Linked DNA regions of Mus musculus: region 2 is linked to region 1. The links are chromatin loops, found by intact Hi-C in ENCODE. Cell type or tissue: left cerebral cortex. All regions are shown on one strand. Links, peaks and the distances in the headings refer to the core of each region. The heading gives the core; the rest is flanking DNA.

Region 1 (7,840 bases), core at 1,257-6,256:
CGCCCACTTCTGCATTAGCAGGAAAGACATGTGGTGACTCCACCAACTGCTCACATTTTGAGCCTTCACCACTTAGTTCTAGATGAAGAATGTTTAACAGCAGAGGTTCACAATCAAAACCAGTCTGAATTTGGACTCCACCAACCTGCAACAACATCAATACAACCACTAGTGAAGCATACGTTTACCAAATTAAAGTAAAATAAAAATTATTCTTTCACAGAAAAACCTATTCTTGTAGCACAACCCATATTTTTTTCAAGTGAATAGTTTTTTCACACCGCCTTTTTAAGTATTAAAAGAACAACTTTGAATTTTATTTTGAAAATTTCTCTTATTCACCTTTTCTGACTTTAAAGTATGAGTTGCCAAATGGTGGCAATGTGCCCTTGGAAATCCAGAGGACCAAGGACAGGTCACAGGGCATCTGAGATGCTCATCCCTCCTGAGACAGCATCCACTCCTGTCACTCCTGCTTTAGCAGCCCTGGCTACACTCTTCTATATCCCTGCAGCTGTCACACACACTAAAGCCTAGGGTGCAGCTACTTACATAAGGAGGCCATGGATGACTAGCTTATTCTGCATCAAGCATGGGACATACAGTTTGGTAAAATGGAGGTGCTTCATTACTTTTGAGCATGTGCATTTGTGCATACAGGTGTGCACGAACACACACATGTATATATGTGTGCAGCCAAGATCTTGGTTGTCCCAACTTTTTTTTATTAACCTAGAACTCACCAAGTAGGCTAAGCTGGCTGGCTATTAGCCCCAGTTAATTATGTTATCTCTGCCTCCCCAGTGCTGGGATTACAAGAGCATGCACCATCCTGGCTTTTTACAAAGGTTCAGGGCTTCTAACCCAGATCCTCGCGCACTTTACCTCTGGCACAATCTCCTCTGCCATCCACATATTTCTTTAATCTAGCTAGTAAGTACCACTGACCTCAAAAGTACTGAGCAGTCCAAAGTTTCCTTCCTTCCTTTTCCCTTTCCCCTCTTCTTTTCCTTCCCTTTCTCTCCTTACACCTCCTTTCAATTTCTGAGACAGAGCTTTACTACGTATCTTAGGGCTAGCCTGGAACTCACTATGTGGTCCAAGTTGCCCTTCAACTTGAGTAGTTCTATCTCAGGCGCCTTGGAATACATGTGCACCACCATACCCAGTTCATTTCAGGAATTTTCTGATGGCTAACTGAATGCCAAATAAAATTTCATTACAATGTTTTTTGGGTTTTTTTTTGTAATGAGACATGGTTTCATGCTGCCCAGGTTGGCCTTGAACTTATTATAGCAGAGGATGACCCTGAATTTTGATCTTCTGTCTCTACTTCCCGAGTACTGAGATTGTAAGTGTGTGCTACCATCATACTTAGTTTTATGCAGGGCTGGGAACTGCACTAGGCCCAAGGCTTCATGTATGTTAGGCAAGCAGTCTACCAACTGGGCAACATTCCCAGCCCTGCAACAGAGTTGTAAAACATCCTAAATTACCATCAATATTGCTTCAGCCATTTTTCTTACCTCTACCCCATTCCATACAAAGATGTCTTCCCCATCAGCAACCTCAGCTTCACACAGTGTCAAGTCATCTCCTAGAAAGATGAGATACTCAGTTCATTCCCCATGACCACAAATATAGCTAAGCTATAGAGAGCCATGACTCTTCAATGTTTTTGAAAAGGCACTTATTAAGAAAAATCATAAAAAAGCAGTAATTATTTTATTAGTTATACTATTAAATCTGGACCATTATACAGTTTTGTGAGCACAGCAGCAAGACAGGAAGGTACATAGAGGTCAACAGTCAAGCCCAAATCACCTGAGATTACCCATAGACTCCAAATGGCCCAGATCACCACCAAACTGCTGCCGGTGTCAGCTGTCACAAATAGATGTGTGTTGTAACACTACCATTCTTATACTGGTTTGTTATTTCAGAGAAGTAAATGCCTTTAAACTCTCAAAAGACTTGTCTTTATCTGCTACAAAATCTGAGATTGAGTGGGCAAAGCCACATAAATAAGATTTTAATGGTTTTAAAGCATTTTGCTCAGTCATTTGTGACTCTGTGTGTATATCTATAGCTATATACCTAAAGCATTTTAAAGTTTTGGTAGGATGGTAGTCTTAGTTTAAAAAAAAGTAAAACATGCCATATTGAGAAGAGTTTACATATACATTGGATAGACTGCTGAGATAGAAGGCTGCCAGGTGGCTCAGTGGGAAGACACTTGCTTCACAGTCTGATGACCTGAGTTCCATCCTGGAACCCATATGGTGGAAGCAAAGAATCCACTTGTGTAAGTTGTCCCCCAAGGCTCCTGTGCTTCCATGAGGATACACATGCATTGTGCATGTATATACTGCCCCCCCAAGATAAATGTAATTAAAAAAGAAATAGGTAGGAGGCAGAGGAGGACTGTCAAGCTCCCCAAGATAAACGCAGAATGAGTTGCTGTGTTCTGTATTGATCTTACCATCGAGGGTGTGGTACACATGAAGTCCTGCTGGCACACGCTTCGCAACACTAAGAACCATGTCTCCTTCCCAACATTCCAATAGCTAAAGAACGTGTAGAGTGAGAAAACAATGAGCCATAACATATGAACAGCACACCCTTGGACTCAGTAAGAGTAGCAAATGAACACTCCCATTCCTAAGCAACACCAGCATTTTAGAAATAAACAATTCATTTGATGAATTACTCAAGCCCAAAGATGTTGACTGCATCCATTGTTGACTGAAGAATTTGGGTGCCTAAGCCCAGTAGCCATCTAAACAATCTTACTCAGTTTATGTAAGGATGGACTTTCTTGGAATGCAATCTGGCCCAGGAATTTCTGACCCAGCTTTACTCAGAAAACAACATGGCTCCAGGGACTACAGAAAGGAAAACCCCCTACTCTAACTTAAAAGGTAACATTTTGGGCTGGGGTATAGCTCTGTGGTACAGTATTTTGCCTAGTTTGTATGAGGCCGAGTTTTATCTCCTCTCCCACCCTCACCTCCCACCCCTCCCCGCACCCTCTCATAAGCATTGTCAGTTATGTACTAGATAGATGGAGGTTTGTTAAGCTTTTAAATCTGAGCCTGGCTACTGGCAGAAACCTCACTGAAATAGTATCAGAACATTATTTTTACTCTAGTCTTTTTTATAACATTATAAGATATTTCTCTTAAGAAGACAAGATAATTTGTCTTTACAATACATTTATAAGATTCATTTACTGTGTCAATCTCCTGGTTCTTCAACAGTGGCTTGTGTCTAAGTTGACAGTTTGCAGAGATGCATAATTGAAATACTAGATAGCCAGCATAGCCAGTAATGCATAAGACATAAGAAACAAATCAAGCCTTTTCCATTTGGAATGCCCTCCACAGCTCAGAGCACCAGGCTACTGAGCTTAGCTCTGCCAGAACTGACTCAGAAATGACCTTTACTGCAGAAGTTCAGACATACAGGATTCTAGAGCACCTGCTACTGAAGCATAGATTACACGTTTCTGTTAAATTACCTGAAATATTGACTGACGGAGATCTCCTAAAGTTTTTCTTTTATCAAACGTTAAGTCCCACACGCTTTCTGTCTCAGAGACTGCAGGGTGAAGAGCCCCATTGAAGAAACGGTAGTGAGGACCCAAATGAAGATGCAACTCAAAAGTACTGTTTGCAGAGTCACATTCTGCCCTTTAGAGACATAAACAAAACACACATACACTGTTTTTTTAATACTCTTTATCTCAAACCAAAAACTTTCGAATCTGTTAACTCAATAAATATGAGTTCTTAAAGTTAAAAAACTACAACAAAACCCCAAACAAACAAACAAACAAAACCATTCACCTTATCATGCGTGTAAGTTCTCCACTCTACCTCAGTAACATCTTTTTCTTCTGCCTGCCCAAATGATTTACTTTGGCTTTTCAATACAGCACACATTCAGCGAGACCTGTGCCATGAATTCTAAGAGAAAGTTGTTTCCATGGACACTGCATACATTGACTGTCTCTAGCTATAGAAGAATTCTGGATGTCTGCCCACATATTCAGAGGTGGATTCCAAACACCATCCTGATGTCCACGAGGCTCCTGTGGTCTTTCCAGATTGTTAAGATCTTTCCCAGTGTTTGTTTTCCAGGCTGAAATCCTAAGTGACAGGCTGATCTCCGCTCCTCTCAGTTAACTCAAAGCCTGGTAGCAATCTTGTCCCCTTAGGCAGAACAAGCTTAGGCTGGAACGAGGCAGTCGCTGAGACTAAGTACTTCAGATGAATTCTATGCTCATCGACAGGAACGTTAGATTTTCCATGATTACATTAAGGGCTTTAGTTTTAGCTTTTGCTGTTTTGTTTTTAATTCTTAAGTTGCAACTGCTAGCCTAGGTCACTCATGCAGGCTCTTTTCTGCATTTAGCATGTTTCAATGGTTTAGTTTTCACTGAGAGTTCCATTGATCATGGTGTGTCATACACTGCATCTACTATTTTCACTCCCAGTTTCAAGTCCATGATAAAATTTCTGAACATAGCTTGCTATGTTATCTGACCCTATTCCCAACACTCTGCTGATACTACTGATGAGCAAACACAGCAACAGAATGGTCTCCAGAGCTTAAGGTTAGCCATGTTCTTAAGTTATGCCCTCAGGTTTTTTTAAACCTTTGTTTTTATTTTGGGCATTTTGCCTATATTTATTTATTTATCATGTGTGTGCAGTATCTGCAGAGGCCATAAGAGAACATATAATCCCCTAGAACTATAGAGTTATAGACAGTTGTGAACTGGGATGTGAGTGCTGGGATCTAAACCTGGGTCCCCTGGAAAAGCAGCCAGTATTCTACCCACTGGGCCACCACTCCAGCCCAGCCATTATAGCTCCCTTTCCCCTGACTGACACTAAGCCCCTTTAGAATCAACCCACCTCTAGTCTTCTGTCACTATATGCCAGTTCTTACAACTACTTAAAACTGGGGGGCAGTTATATTGGCTAGTTCTCTGTAAACTCAAGGGAATCATTTGGCTAGGCCAGAGCACAACTCACATAGCATGCTTCCAATTCCTCTAGGCGTCCTAGGCTCTGATCCTTACTTAGCATGGTTACCAGATGTTATCATTCACTCTTACATATGGATAAATGATGTCTTTACTATAACTAGTTAATAGGTATACATATTTTGGTAAACTTTTATATTGAATGCTTATGACCCAAATTGATCAGTATTTTCCAGAAATACTATCTAAGCACCAAATGTAACTCAAACTACCTTCTCATCTGCAGTAGAATGTTGGCTGCATCCATTTCCTTCAGCAAGTGACATGGAACTCTGTATCTTGGATTGGCTCGAGCTGTGAACAAAACTGTCCATTAATTTGTTTTGACCAAACAAAATTGTATTTGCTAAGGAGGCAGGATTAAAAACCTGAACTCAGGTGTGGTAATACACATCTGCAACCCTAGCACTGGGAAGGCCAAGGCAGAGGATCTTGAGTTTGAGGCCAGCCGGGGCTATCCTAGAAGACATTCTCTCAAAGATGAGTGGCTGCAGAGATAGCTCAGAGGTTAAGTGTGCTTGATACTTTTGCAAAGGACTGGAGTTTGGTTCCTAGGACATCAGGCAGCTCACAACTGCCTGTGATTCCAGTTCCAGGGGATCTGAAGCCTCAGACCCCTGCATGCACATAATGGACATAAATGTATGGAGGTACACACTCATGCTGGATCCAGGAGCATTAACATTGACTACCTAAGGGAAAACAAAGTTTTCTCTTGATCTTAGTTTTCCTAGATGAACAATTGAAGAATATATATATATATTTTAAAAGCTGATCTAGAAGAATCTCATTGCTTCAATTTTCTTTAAGCATACCTACTAGTTTTGTGCTGATTATAATTTTAACTGTTAGTTACTGTAAAAATTCAGAAATTAGGTCTGAAGGTGACTCAGCTGCTACTAGCCTTGTGGAAACTTCAAGTGCCAGGGTGGGGAGATATGGGGGGGGGGGGGGGGCATCCGCTCAGAGAAAGGGGGGCAGGGGAAGGTTTGTTGGAGGGCAGGTGACTGGGAGGGGGCAGTGATGGGGATATAAAGTGAGTAAGTAAAAAAAAAAATTAAATTAAATTTTTAAAAAAGGGAGAAAGGAAGAACGCTGCTTTTCATTGACTGCTCTTCCACGGGCCCCAGGTTTGGTTTTCGACACCCACATGGTGGCCAACGACCCACTGTAGCTCAAGTTCTAGGGGATTCAATGCCCTGCTTTGACCTCTCAGGGCACCAGGCACACATATGGCACATAGAGGCAAACATTCATACACTTAAAATAATAAATTGTTTTAAATTTTAGAAATTACATTTACTCATTTAGATTTTTTGAGACAGGGTCTTGCTATAGTCTGGGCTGGCCTGAACCTGACTATGTGTCTTGGGTTGGTCTTGAACTCACTACAATCTTCTTGCCTCAGCCTCCCAAATGCTGGATATATATATATAAATGAGTCACTATGACTAGTTTGAAAGTTATTTTCGAAGTATATTAGGGTACTATCTGTAATCTCACTCCCAAGACATCAATCTTTTTGTAAAAACTGAGATTGTAGTCAGCAAACTAGCAGTGATTTTTCACTTCATATTTCTATAGGCTAAAATTTGTGACTGCATAGTAGTGCACTTAAGTAAAATAATTAGTCTAATGTTTTCTTTCTTTTGAAAAGAATTATTTACTTAATGTATATAGGTTTTGTTTTTGTTTTTTTTTTTTCCTGCATGTATTTCTCTGTACAATCTGTGTATCTGGTGCATTTGGAGGTCTGAAGAGCCTGTTAGATTCCCTGGAGCTGGAGTTACAGACAGTTGGCAGCCATTATATGGATACTGGGAATTGAACCCAAATTCTGTAAAAAACAGCTAGTGATCTTAATCATTGTGCCATTTCTCCAGCCCCTAATCAACCTTTTTTTCTGTTAGCTATTATAGTGGTTTGAATAAAAATAGATTTGAATACTTGGTCACCAGGGAGTAGCATTATGATGCGTTGTGGTCTTGTGTGACACCTTTCTTTGCTTGCTCATAGTTACATTTTCCTATGCAGCAACAACAACGTACAGCATCCAAGAAAGTTCAATTAGGAAAATGTAACAATGAGAAAGTGAAGAAAAATGTCAGACATCTCCTCATAAAATGACAAACTGAAAAATAAGGTATGATTTCCTGCTGAAATAAAGAAATACATCAAGTAAGGAAAACTTAAATGACAAGCTGATTTCATTTGGCACAATATACTTGTTTTAGTTTTAAAATATGTAAAAGTACCCAGGTAAAACCATCTCTTCAAAAGACAGAACTTCAGGCAGCATTTGAAGCATGTCTGCTGAAGTTGTTAACAAAGCAAAGCAGAACACTTCTTGTTTTCCATACCTTCAGGGGGCCTTTGTAACGTGGCTTTCCGATAAAACAGCATGTAGGCACTTTCTTTACCCTGGAACTGCTGTGTGATATCTTTCTCTCTGATTGGATGGACTTTGGAATCATTGATATCAAACCAGTGTGGGCAACTGGTGTCATCATTCAAGCCTGGGGATTCTGAAGCAAGTGTATGTAGAATCTGTTCACAGCTCTGTAGGTCAGATGGGGCCTGGGTAAGATGGTTCCTCAGGAGACTAACTGTACTTTCATCTGTGCTGAGCAGAAATATCTGAGGATGGAGCTGTAAGAACTATTCAGAACAAACAAAAACCAAAATTAGGATTCTTTAAAAAAATTTTAATAAAAGTTTTTAAACAAGACAAATTCTGCATGTGTGTGTGTGTCTGTCTGTCTGTCTGTCTGTCTGACCTGTGTGATT
Region 2 (5,000 bases), core at 1-5,000, 210 kb before region 1:
CTTACAGAACCTCATTATCATACCTCATTTGCATGTCTCACATCTGATTGGTTATACTCTCAGTACCTTACAGAACCTCATTATCATGCCCGGGCCAGGCAGTGTCTTTGCAAAAAACTTTACTGCATATGTACACATTGGTTGTTTGTCCAAACTTATGCGTGGTGGCCAGCAGTAGTCAGTGCCACTCTGCAACGGCACATGTGGCTTCCCACAGGTTGCCTAAAAATGAGATTTGGTTACTTTAAAAAGAAAAACAAGAAAAAAAGGTAGTGTCATGTCTTGCCTCTTGTTTGCCAATGTAACCAGGTGACTAGATGAAAAGGATCCAGCATCCTGCCCAGGACTCCACATAGAGAGCTTGTGCTGAAATGCAAATCTGGGAGGGCCTGCTAAAGAGGCTTCCCTAGTCTGTGTGCTCCTCAGGGCTGTGCCAGTGTGGGTTGGAAACATGCACGTTTTGGGCTAGAGGTGATGACTTGGCAGGTCCTGGTATTTTCTGGGGTGTTGAAACCCCATCAGAGCATGACTGTAGACTCAGCTCCTCTTGCCGTCTTTCTCCTTTGACTCTCAAACTCTAGGTCTAGGAAAGCCAGCCAAGTAGGAAACCAGGCACAGCCATGTTCTTTATTCTCTTCTCTACCCCAGCCAAGAGTGTGAGGCAGTTCTGTGTAATCCTAGAGTAAATAAGGGAAAAATCAATTTACTTGGCCTTGGTGTAACAGGTTCTTAAGTATATATGCTCATTATCCAGACAGTCACTGAAAGGAAAAACAAATCTAGCCTTCACATTCCTAAGCCTCCAAACAGGAAGTGGTGGTGATCTCTTAATTTATTAAGCTATTTTGCTCATGAAGATTGCAACACAAGTGATCATTAATATCAAAATAATTGCTTGCCTCCCATACCATCAGGAAAGAATTGACCTACAAGAATATGTAGGGAGAGGAATTCCAGAGGTGCCTGGCATCCGCTGGGATAAAGGAGCATGGGTATCACAGGAAGTGTGCAGACTCTAGCCATCAGAAGCACACACGTTTAGGTTTTGCTTTGGGAAATTCTTTATTCTCATTTGGCACTGTTGGTTTTGAGTAGGTACAACCGTTAGTTTCTCACATCGTGGAGTTCCCTTTTCTTCTTCACCATCACTTTGCAACCAAGTCTCCAGAGAGAATCCATCAATAGAATGTGGTACTGGCCTTTGCACACCTCCTGTTTGGCACAATGACAGATGCTCTTTCATTTCTTTCCAGGGATGATGACATTGAAGTCATTGTGGATGAGACCTCAGACCACACAGAAGAGACCTCTCCCGTCCGAGCTGTCAGCAGAGCAGCTACGTGAGTGGACTGGCTGGGTGGGCGAAAGGCAAGCGCCAGCATCACTGTGACTGCTCATTTGTGGACATGAGAACCTAGTCATATGTACCCAGAGCCCCCACGCCCTGTCCACCCCACAGAGAGGAGAGTGGAAGGGAGACAGGGTACCAGTGGCCTAACATTTCTAACACAAACAGGTACAATGGCCTTCTGAGAGATGAGTGAACCGTTAAACTTTATTATACATAGTGATGAGAGCCTAGGACACAAGGACAGATACTTAGGGTCTTGTTAAAGTAGAGCTGAAAGAATGCATTGGATTTACCATGAGTACCCAGAAGTGTTTAGGTATGTTAGACAGATTCCTTGTCATTTGCAGGAAGATCAGGTTAATCCTGAGAGCCTTTTGTTTCTTTAAGACAGTAGGCTGGGTTTTCCTTCTCCCTCCTTACTATTTCCTGGTGGTTCAAATGCTGTGTTGAGTTTGTCTTGGCTGGGATTTGGGAATGGAAAGTGTATTCCCAGGTACTTATTTTTAGGGGCTGTTTTGATTTGGGGCAAAATGTTTCTAAGGTTTAAACCTATCCTCCCCTCCTCTTTAGTAAGCGACTCTCGCAGCCTGCTGGAGGCCTTCTGGATTCTATCACTAATATCTTTGGGTAGGTTAGAAGACCTTCACCTTTCCTTTTGAAAATGTGTAAATATTCCTAAGCATATGTATGTGATGTATTATTTTTAATGTACACCAGAATTTCAGTGGTTCCAAGAACAAGGATGCCTTAATTCAGCTTGTCGTTTAGCTTCTTCCTCTTTCTGCAACTTCCTTTCTTTTTATCTTGCTGCGAGCTGATCTATGGCCTTTCCCTTTAGTCTGTCCGAATCTCCCCTTTTGGGACATCATTCTTCTGATGCTGCCAGGTGAAAATATTACCCTCTCAGCCCAGCATGTGAGTGTGGGTTATTGATAATCGTGCTGATCACGCTGTGCTGCCCGCAATCATCGATGTCCACATGCTAACCAGGATGCTTTGCATGCTCCTAGGAATGAATGCTGGAGCCCTGGAGCTGGGCAGTCAGGTTGGGCTCCATGCAGTCATTGCGCTCTTGATGCTCTTCTCTTAGCATGCCTTTGACTTTGCCTTGACCACAGTGTAAAAACTGAGGGTGGTTGTAAATAGGCATGGAAATCGTAAGCGTAAAACAGTATTTCAAAGTGCCAGGAGTTCGCCTCTAAGCTAGCTAGTGTGTTAGGTCGAGACGGTTTTCCCACAGTTGACTGACAGGGAAGCAGCTTTCATTTGAGACTGCTTCAGTGCTGGGTTTTGGAGCCCATGAGTTAGCAAACAAGAAGTAAGGTATGGCTAACTCTTTCTTGTCATTTGAGTGAGATGGTATGAACCCTGAATTTTGGAGGGTCTAGAAAGACAACAGCTATTAGCACGGGCACACTGCTTAAACGAGGTCATCATTGAGGCTTTTCTGGCAATCTCATGGATACTGATCCTGTGCAGTTTTGTATAATGTCTGCCTTTGTGTTATTCCTTAGGAGACGCTCTGTCTCTTCCATCCCAGTCCCCCAGGATATCATGGACACTCATCCTGCTTCTGGTAAAGATGTGAGAGTCCCAACTACTGCCTCGTATGTCTTCGTAAGTATGCTTTGTACTCAGTCCCCTCTGAGTCTGGGATGGTAGCAGGATCTGGAACTAACTGGTCCTTTGAGAGCTACATCTAGGCTTTCCATTGCTGACTTATTTAGACCTGCTGGCTTTGTGACCTGTGGGGAATTAAGGTATGTTGTGCTTAGTTTCAGCACACAGAGTTTGTTAGGGACATCCTCTGGAGCAGGCAAGTGGCTAAGAGGATTGGTGATTTGAGCAGCGGGGCAAGAGAGAACTAGGGATGGAGAAGAAACCATGTGATTTGTACAGTTGTTTTTACCAGTTAGCTGCAGTTTAAAGTGAAGTTCCTGATGGAGGTTTATGTCTTTCAGAGGCACTAGAGAAATAGTTCATGTTAAAAGTGGGGAGCTAGAGAGAAGACTCAATGGTTAAGAGAACTAGCTGCTCTTCCAGAAGACCTGAGTTTGATTTTCAGCACAACATGGCAGCTTACTACTGTCTGTAAGTTTGGTTCCAGGGGATCCGACATACTCTTCTGGCCTCATGAGCACCAGGCATACACATAGTGCACAAACATTCGTACATACAAAATACTCTTACATACACAAAAAAATTAAAAATAATGACATCCACCAGAGCAGGTGTTGGTTTTATAAATCAAACTGTATCTGGATGACTTCCAACCACTAAGAGCCTGTGATTGGAACCAGGACACAGCATTGTACAGAAAACATTAAATGTAGTACCTGGGAATCTCAGGTGGGTTCTGGCAGTGACAGTTACCCTTGTTCCCAGTTGGGGTTTAGAACAGAAATTGGTCTAACCTGAGAAAATGGTCTGCCTTGCTCAAAGCCTTGAAAACAGTGGAGAAGCAGAGAGGCATCGTTACTTGCTGTGCCTGGAGTTGGTTAAGGCAGGCTTAGGTGAGGGAGACATGCAGCTCGAGCCTGCTTTCAGTTAGTGGAACGGCTCCTGGGCACTAGAACTTTTGGTTTAGGACATTGCAAAGCTTCATTGGTAGTCAGTCGTTGTGGTGAGCTGACTGAGGCTGACTGACTCCTGCTGTGGAGGAGGAGTTGGGTAGAGCAGAGCCATACCTTACTGAGGTCAGTGATGATTGGTAAAAGGTCTGATTGCACTGAATGTCACAGCCCCTTCCTTGCCCTCGACTCCCAGCAGCCCATTTTTTTCCTAGCACATTGAAGTTATGTGCATGGGATAATGGGGCAGCTGATAATTTAGGATTCTGCCAGTGTGTGTTCCCGAGAGTGAACGGTTCACAGCTGACTGCTATCCAACAGAACCTGTGATGCAGGAGTCTTGATGAGTGGCGGATGGGTGTGACAGTGCATGATCTCAAGTTTTCAATCTGAGACCTCAGGACAGAATATTCTTACAAAGGAGAGCTGCATGAGGTGAAAAAGTCAGGTCAGCTACCAGATTTCCAGCAGTTGGACATGAGCAGGAAAGTGGACAGTCACATCACCAAAGCATTAATATGTCCCAGTCGGTTAGAGAGGTGCTGCCTCCCTGGGCTTTGCTGTACTTGGAGCAAAACGTAGACATCAGCTTTGCAAGTAGTTCCATATCCACTTTTGTGTTGGGGAATATAGTGGTACCATCTCTTTCTTCCCGTCACATGGGATGCTTTTACCTGGTCTCATTCTGAATGTGGGTGTTCATTCGTGCTAATCTTAGAAATGCCCCTGTGAAAGGGCTGGGCACAGTGACACAAGCTTTTAATCCCAACACTCAGGAAGCAGAGACAAGAGAATATGAGTTTAAGGGTCAGCTTGACCTAGAAATCAATTTCCAACCTATCTCAAAAAAAAAAAAAAGATATTTCACATGAAGAACGTATAATTCTCCTAAAATAGCACTTTTATTGATTTTTTTTCAAGTACAATATAGATTATAAATTTTTTTTCTGATAAGCAAAATGAAGCTACAGGAAGTTAAACACTTGTTGAACATCATAATTTTAGTACATTCTAGTGCCACATTTCCGGAATGAGCTACACAGACTCACAGTATTAGTACTGGCCAAGGAAAACTTTAG

What was found. Hi-C counts contacts between places; a loop is a spot of excess contacts. Peaks named below come from ENCODE experiments on the same cell type or tissue, not always from the same donor. Only the 100,000 strongest peaks of a DNase experiment are listed, where the experiment ranks them.
Region 2: it touches region 1 in a loop (2.8-fold over the local background); 2 of 42 quality-filtered maps call a loop at or near these places.

What each region holds. Positions count from the first base shown.
Region 1 is chr1:87,978,489-87,986,328 of GRCm38, forward strand. It overlaps Usp40 (ubiquitin specific peptidase 40), which reads right to left. Exons shown (of 32, transcript NM_001198573.1): 11 at 7,414-7,711; 12 at 5,266-5,347; 13 at 3,521-3,692; 14 at 2,483-2,567; 15 at 1,527-1,597; 16 at 1-145. Among named protein-coding and RNA genes, the nearest start is that of Usp40, 26 kb to the right of the region's middle. In left cerebral cortex, for the core only: no CTCF peak of the experiment used is centred there; a DNase peak (open chromatin) is centred at 4,017.
Region 2 is chr1:87,772,892-87,777,891 of GRCm38, forward strand. Atg16l1 (autophagy related 16-like 1 (S. cerevisiae)) reads left to right here. Exons shown (of 18, transcript NM_029846.4): 7 at 1,254-1,340; 8 at 1,922-1,978; 9 at 2,866-2,968. It also overlaps Gm25395. Among named protein-coding and RNA genes, the nearest start is that of Atg16l1, 19 kb to the left of the region's middle. In left cerebral cortex, for the core only: no CTCF peak of the experiment used is centred there; no DNase peak of the experiment used is centred there.